Linked DNA regions of Homo sapiens: region 1 is linked to region 2. A link is a contact called in ENCODE Hi-C or POLR2A ChIA-PET data. All regions are on one chromosome and are shown on one strand. The core of a region is the stretch at or near the end of the contact, and the rest is flanking DNA. Distances in the headings are between cores, read along the strand shown. Region 1 overlaps KIAA1671. Region 2 overlaps KIAA1671.

Region 1 (2,700 bases), core at 107-2,606, 58 kb after region 2:
GATGTCTGAATCACCTCACTCACCAAACCCTCCCTCTGGTGTATATTTCCAGCAGTTTCTCTCTCCCAGTGTGCTGAGGGGCCCCCACCTCCCCCCCCATAACCCCCTGTCCGTCCTGCGGCTCTGTAGGAGGGACGTGTTGCCTGCTGCTGGGAGCTTTTGAGGAACCATTGGGTGGGTCCTCATGGCCCTGACAGGAACCAAATGATGCTCACCCTGTGTGTGTGAGCTGGTGTGTCTATGACTTCCTTCAGATCCAGGCCTGGGATTCATTCCTCTGCCTCCGCACAGCCTGATAGACAGTAAGTGTCCAATATATGTTGAGTGAAGCAAACTGATAAGTGGTGAAGGAAGGAAGGGAGGAAGGGAGGGAGGGAGGGAGGGAGGGAGGAAGGGAGGAAGGCTGTTCAAGAGCAGAGATTCTCTCGTATGCACATCTGTGTCCCTGACACATAGTAGGCACTCAATAAATACTCACTGCACTGGAGGAATGAAAGAATGAATGGATGAGTGAGACTCTTTGCAAGCAGAAACAGCCCCTATCTTTGTATCCCTGTCACGTGACACAGTGCCTGACATCCAGGAGTTTCCATCAATGAATGTTATGCTGAATGAATGAATGAACCACTGAAGTGAACTCTATCAGTAGTGGCTGTGTCTTGTTTCATATCTATATGCACAGTGCTTAGCAGAGGGCTGAGTACACAGCAAGTGCTCATTAATCATTTACAGAACTGAATGAAAGAGTGAAAGAAAACAATGAATGCGAAAATGAAACTTTTCATCCTCAGAGAGCATGTCTTGTTCATCTCTGTCTCTCCACTTCCTAGCTTAAGGTCTTGCACACAGCAGGTGCTCATTAAATGTTAATCTGAATGAGCGAATGAGTGGGTGAGTGAAAAAGTGGTTCTTGTGGGTAGGGACATGTCTTGCTCATTAGTTTCCCCACTTCCTAGAACAGGGCTTGGCACACAATAGGTGCTGAATAAATAAATATGTGTTGAGCTGAACGCAGGAGTGAGTGAGTGCATAAATGAACTTCTTGAGGAGAGGAATGTATCTCGTTCATCTTTTCCCTCAGATCCTAATGCAGGGCCAGGCATAGAGCAGGTGCTTAGCAAATGCTTCCTGCACTGCCCTGACCTTTGTAGGAGCATCCATCTGTGAATGAATTGAGAAGGGAAGCCCAGCTGGGTGGACCTCGCCCATCTCCATCTGCCCCGTCCCATCCACCCAACCCCACTGCAGACTTTTCCTGTTGTTCGGTCTGCACAGGTGGACAGGAAATCCCCCAAAGGCCGGCCAGAGAGCTGTTTCCATATTTTCTCCACACCAGGCTGGCTCTGAGTGTGACCAAGGCGCCAGTCCGAATCCCAGCGCCGTCTGGCTGTGGAACAGTAACCCCCAGGGACCCCTCTTCCTGACCATGTTAGCAGTTCTAAATTTAGAGCCGGCTGAGCAGCTTGCACCAGGCAAGTAAAGCCGGGGAATGTTCTACTCACAGCCAGCCTAAAGTTACCATGTTCAGCACTGGCCAGGCCTGTTAACCCCCAAACAGCTGAGCAGTAGGCATGGAGAGAAGAGTTAAGGCTTTGGGGTGCAACGGAACAGGGTTCAAATCTACCTCTTTGACTTCAAATTTAGAATCCATGACAACAAAAATCACTTATGTGAGCCTCAGTTTTTCTCATCTGTAAAATGGGCATAATAAACCTTTATTCTGCCCCTCCCACCCCCCACCCCGCCGCTGCCTCCGGGATCTTATTTACCAACCTCAGCTACATGTCTTGCTTTTCCAAACTTCTCATGCTGAATCTGCCCACTCTTAGAGATTTAGTTTGGAATCAGTGGATACCCAGAAACAGTTTAAAAAACTGTGTTCCTGCTGGGCACAGTGGCTCATGCCTGTAATCCCAATACTTCGGGAGGCCGAGGTGGTGGATTACCTGATCTCAGGAGTTCGAGACCAGTCTGGCCAATGTGATGAAACCCTGTCTCTACTGAAAATACAAAAATTAGGCAGGCATGGTGGCGGGCGCCTATAACCCAGCTACTCAGGAGGCTGAGACAGGAGAGTCACTTGAACCTAGGAGGCGGAGGTTGCAGTGAGACGAGATCACGCCACTGCACTCCTGCCTGGTAGACAGAGCGAGACTCCTCCATCTCAAAAACCAACCAACCAACCAAACAACAACAACAAAAACAACTGCGTCACCTTGTTGATTTTGCAGAGCAGTGTCTCAGGTCGGGTTCCCAGAAGCAGACTCTGAGGTGGGGATTTGTGTGGATGTGATTTAGTGACAACAGCTTGAGTCAACGTGGTCCATTCAGGAGCTTTGGCGGGTGAACAGCATCACAAAATAAGTCCTACTTCAGAGCACTGGGGCAGCTTTTTCTCCACTGCCCACGGTCTGGAGGAGAGGGGGCTGTGAGCCATAGCAGCCAGAGCCCCCAGCACCTGGGGAATGGGCGCCCCAGCCAATAAAGGAGATCTGGCAGGGAACCAACAGCATCTACCACCTTTAGCGAGGCTTCAGGGTATTGACTCAATTAAATGAGATGCTGGGTATAAATTGGCTAGCATGGAGTAGTTGGTGCTCTGTGAGTGGTCATTTGGTAAAATGAAAGCTCTTAAGAAGATGGAAGTGGTTTCACTGGTGTTAATGATGTCTTTCTTTTCTTTCTTTCTTTCTTTTTTTT
Region 2 (2,700 bases), core at 72-2,571:
CTCTGCAGTGGGAAAACAGGGTAACAGGAGTGAGGGAATGTGAGGACGCTCCCACTGAGGCCTATTCAGGGAGGAGCATGTGTGGTGTGAATTTGGTGTCAAACCTGGTTTTAAGTCCTGACTTCGCCTCTTGCTTCCTGGGTGACTCCAGTTACTTGGCCTCTCTGAGCTGGTTTCCTTATCTGTGTAGCAGAGATCACTGCTTTTTGCCATTAAGTGCTGGCCTCTAGATTAGCTGTCAGGGGAAAGTCCTCCAGAGTGTTGATGCCTTTTCTACACCCTTGGAGCTGGAACGAACTTCAGGGATGGGCGTTTAGTCCACTCCCCTCGTCCAGAGCTCAGAGACGGGGAGAGGCAGGCCCAAGCCTGCCGGGTGAGGTCAGCAGAGGGCTGTCGTATGGAATCTGGGGCTCAGGACTCTGTCCCATTTCTCTAAACCATTCTGCTTCAACCCAGACACTGACTGTTTTCCAAATTTACTTGTTTGTTTGTTTTGTTTGTTTAGCAATTGCTTCTCCATTCTTGAAGTTCCTAACCCCCATGAATCCACAACCATAACCATGGCCACGCGGGTCGAGGTGGGCTCCATAACGCCCTTGACGGCCGTGCCAGGCCTGGGTGAGATGGGCAAGGAGGAGACCCTGACGAGGACCTACTTCCTCCAGGCCGGCGAAGCCTCTGGGGCTCCCCCAGCCCGGATCTTGGAAGCGAAGAGCCCCCTGCGGAGCCCGGCCCGGTTACTCCCTCTGCCAAGGCTCGCCCCCAAACCCTTCTCGAAGGAGCAGGACGTGAAATCTCCTGTCCCGTCTCTGCGGCCCAGTTCGACTGGACCTTCCCCCTCTGGGGGGCTCTCTGAGGAGCCAGCAGCAAAGGATCTGGACAACAGGATGCCCGGCTTGGTGGGGCAGGAGGTGGGCAGTGGGGAGGGCCCGAGGACGAGCTCGCCCCTCTTCAACAAGGCTGTGTTCCTGCGGCCCAGCTCCAGCACCATGATTCTCTTCGAAACCACCAAAAGCGGCCCCGCTCTGGGGAAGGCGGTTAGTGAGGGGGCGGAGGAGGCCAAGCTAGGTGTGTCCGGCTCCCGGCCTGAGGTGGCTGCCAAGCCCGCCCTGCCCACCCAGAAGCCTGCGGGGACCCTTCCCCGGTCAGCTCCCCTGTCTCAGGACACAAAACCACCTGTACCCCAAGAGGAGGCAGGCCAAGACCATCCTCCCTCAAAGGCCAGCAGTGTGGAGGACACGGCACGCCCCCTTGTGGAGCCCAGGCCTCGCCTGAAGAGAAGGCCCGTGTCTGCCATTTTCACGGAGTCCATTCAGCCTCAGAAGCCAGGCCCCGGCGCAGCGGCCACAGTGGGCAAAGTGCCACCCACCCCTCCCGAGAAGACGTGGGTGAGGAAGCCCAGGCCCTTGTCCATGGACCTCACGGCCCGGTTTGAGAACAAAGAGGCCTTGCTGAGGAAGGTGGCCGATGAAGGAAGTGGACCCACAGCAGGGGATATGGCTGGGCTAGAGAGGCCCAGAGCAGCGTCCAAGCTGGACAGGGACTGTTTGGTCAAGGCGGAGGCTCCTCTTCATGATCCTGATTTGGACTTCCTGGAGGTGGCCAAGAAAATCCGTGAACGGAAGGAGAAGATGCTTTCGAAGCCGGAGATGGGCAGCCCCAGAGCCCTGGTGGGGGGCTCATCTGGGGTCACCCCCAGCAATGACCAGAGTCCCTGGGAAGAAAAGGCCAAGCTGGACCCAGAGCCAGAGAAGGCTGCTGAGTCCCCCTCACCCAGGCTGGGAAGGGGCCTAGAACTTGCTGAGGTTAAGAGCAGAGTGGCGGATGGGGAGGCCGCGGCAGGGGGAGAGTGGGCCTCCAGGAGGAGTGTCAGGAAGTGCATCAGCCTGTTTCGGGAGGACAGCACCTTGGCCTTGGCAGTGGGGTCTGAATCTCCCCTGGCCACCCCTGCGTCCCCATCGGCGGCACCAGAGCCGGAGAAAGGGGTTGTGAGCGTTCAGGAACGGATCAGAGGCTGGACTGCCGAGAGCTCAGAGGCTAAGCCCGAGGTCAGGAGGAGGACGTTCCAGGCTCGGCCGCTGTCGGCGGATTTGACCAAATTGTAAGTAGGCACATCCCACACCCCTCTCTCAGCCGCCCACCCACACACCCTGAGGAAGACGGAACCAGGCTCCATGCTGGGCACTTGTCACCCCCCCTCAGTTTACCCATAGCCCAAGAGGAGGTAGTGGCAGTGTCCATTTCTCAGATGAGAAAGGTGAGGTGCGGAGAGGCAGTGCAGCTCTCCTCTGGGTATGGCCAGCCGGGGGGCCCGGAGCCCAATTTTCATGGCTTTTCTCAGCTTCAGATGTAGTGTGTGAGTGAAGTGGGCGGTATGTGCCCATTTCATGGAGGCAGGGCAGAAGGGTGAAATACTGTGGGGAGGTGGGAGCTGGATGGCATTCCAGCTCAGCCTGTCTCCATAGCTAAGCCTTTCTTCCCTGAAGTCAGAGAGAGAACGCTTAAGATTGGGCCTAAGCCTTTATGAGTGGCCCAAAAAATAAACTCAGAGGAGTCAAGGTAACTTGGGCTAGTCAGTTGGTTAATACTGATATTCTACGTCATTTGGTTAATAATGATATTCTAAGTCAGTTCGTTAATACTGATACTCTTAAGTCAGTTGGTTAATAATGATACTCTAAGTCAGTTGGTTAATACCGA

What was found. Hi-C counts contacts between places; a loop is a spot of excess contacts on that map. ChIA-PET counts read pairs that join two places held with the same protein, here RNA polymerase II (POLR2A). Pooled maps may share reads with other maps.
Region 1: a map of IMR-90 shows a loop between it and region 2 (2.7-fold over the local background). The contact joins two enhancer-like sites. A Hi-C loop is called at or near these places in 1 of 168 maps with a recorded cell type or tissue (IMR-90) and 1 of 50 pooled maps. POLR2A ChIA-PET finds 5 or more read pairs at or near these places in 1 of 52 experiments (activated CD4-positive, alpha-beta T cell).

Annotation. Positions count from the first base shown.
Region 1 is chr22:25,085,420-25,088,119 of GRCh38, forward strand. The region is part of intron 6 of KIAA1671; the gene reads left to right. Among named protein-coding and RNA genes, the nearest start is that of KIAA1671-AS1, 26 kb to the right of the region's middle. RefSeq lists an enhancer at 583-877. Within about 2 kb of position 1,357, at least 10 of the 41 ENCODE cell types and tissues checked have a DNase peak (open chromatin) inside an H3K27ac peak, as active enhancers do.
Region 2 is chr22:25,027,440-25,030,139 of GRCh38, forward strand. It overlaps KIAA1671, which reads left to right. Exons shown (of 13, transcript NM_001145206.2): 3 at 506-2,101. The coding sequence starts at 561. Among named protein-coding and RNA genes, the nearest start is that of KIAA1671, 76 kb to the left of the region's middle. Within about 2 kb of position 1,322, at least 12 of the 41 ENCODE cell types and tissues checked have a DNase peak (open chromatin) inside an H3K27ac peak, as active enhancers do.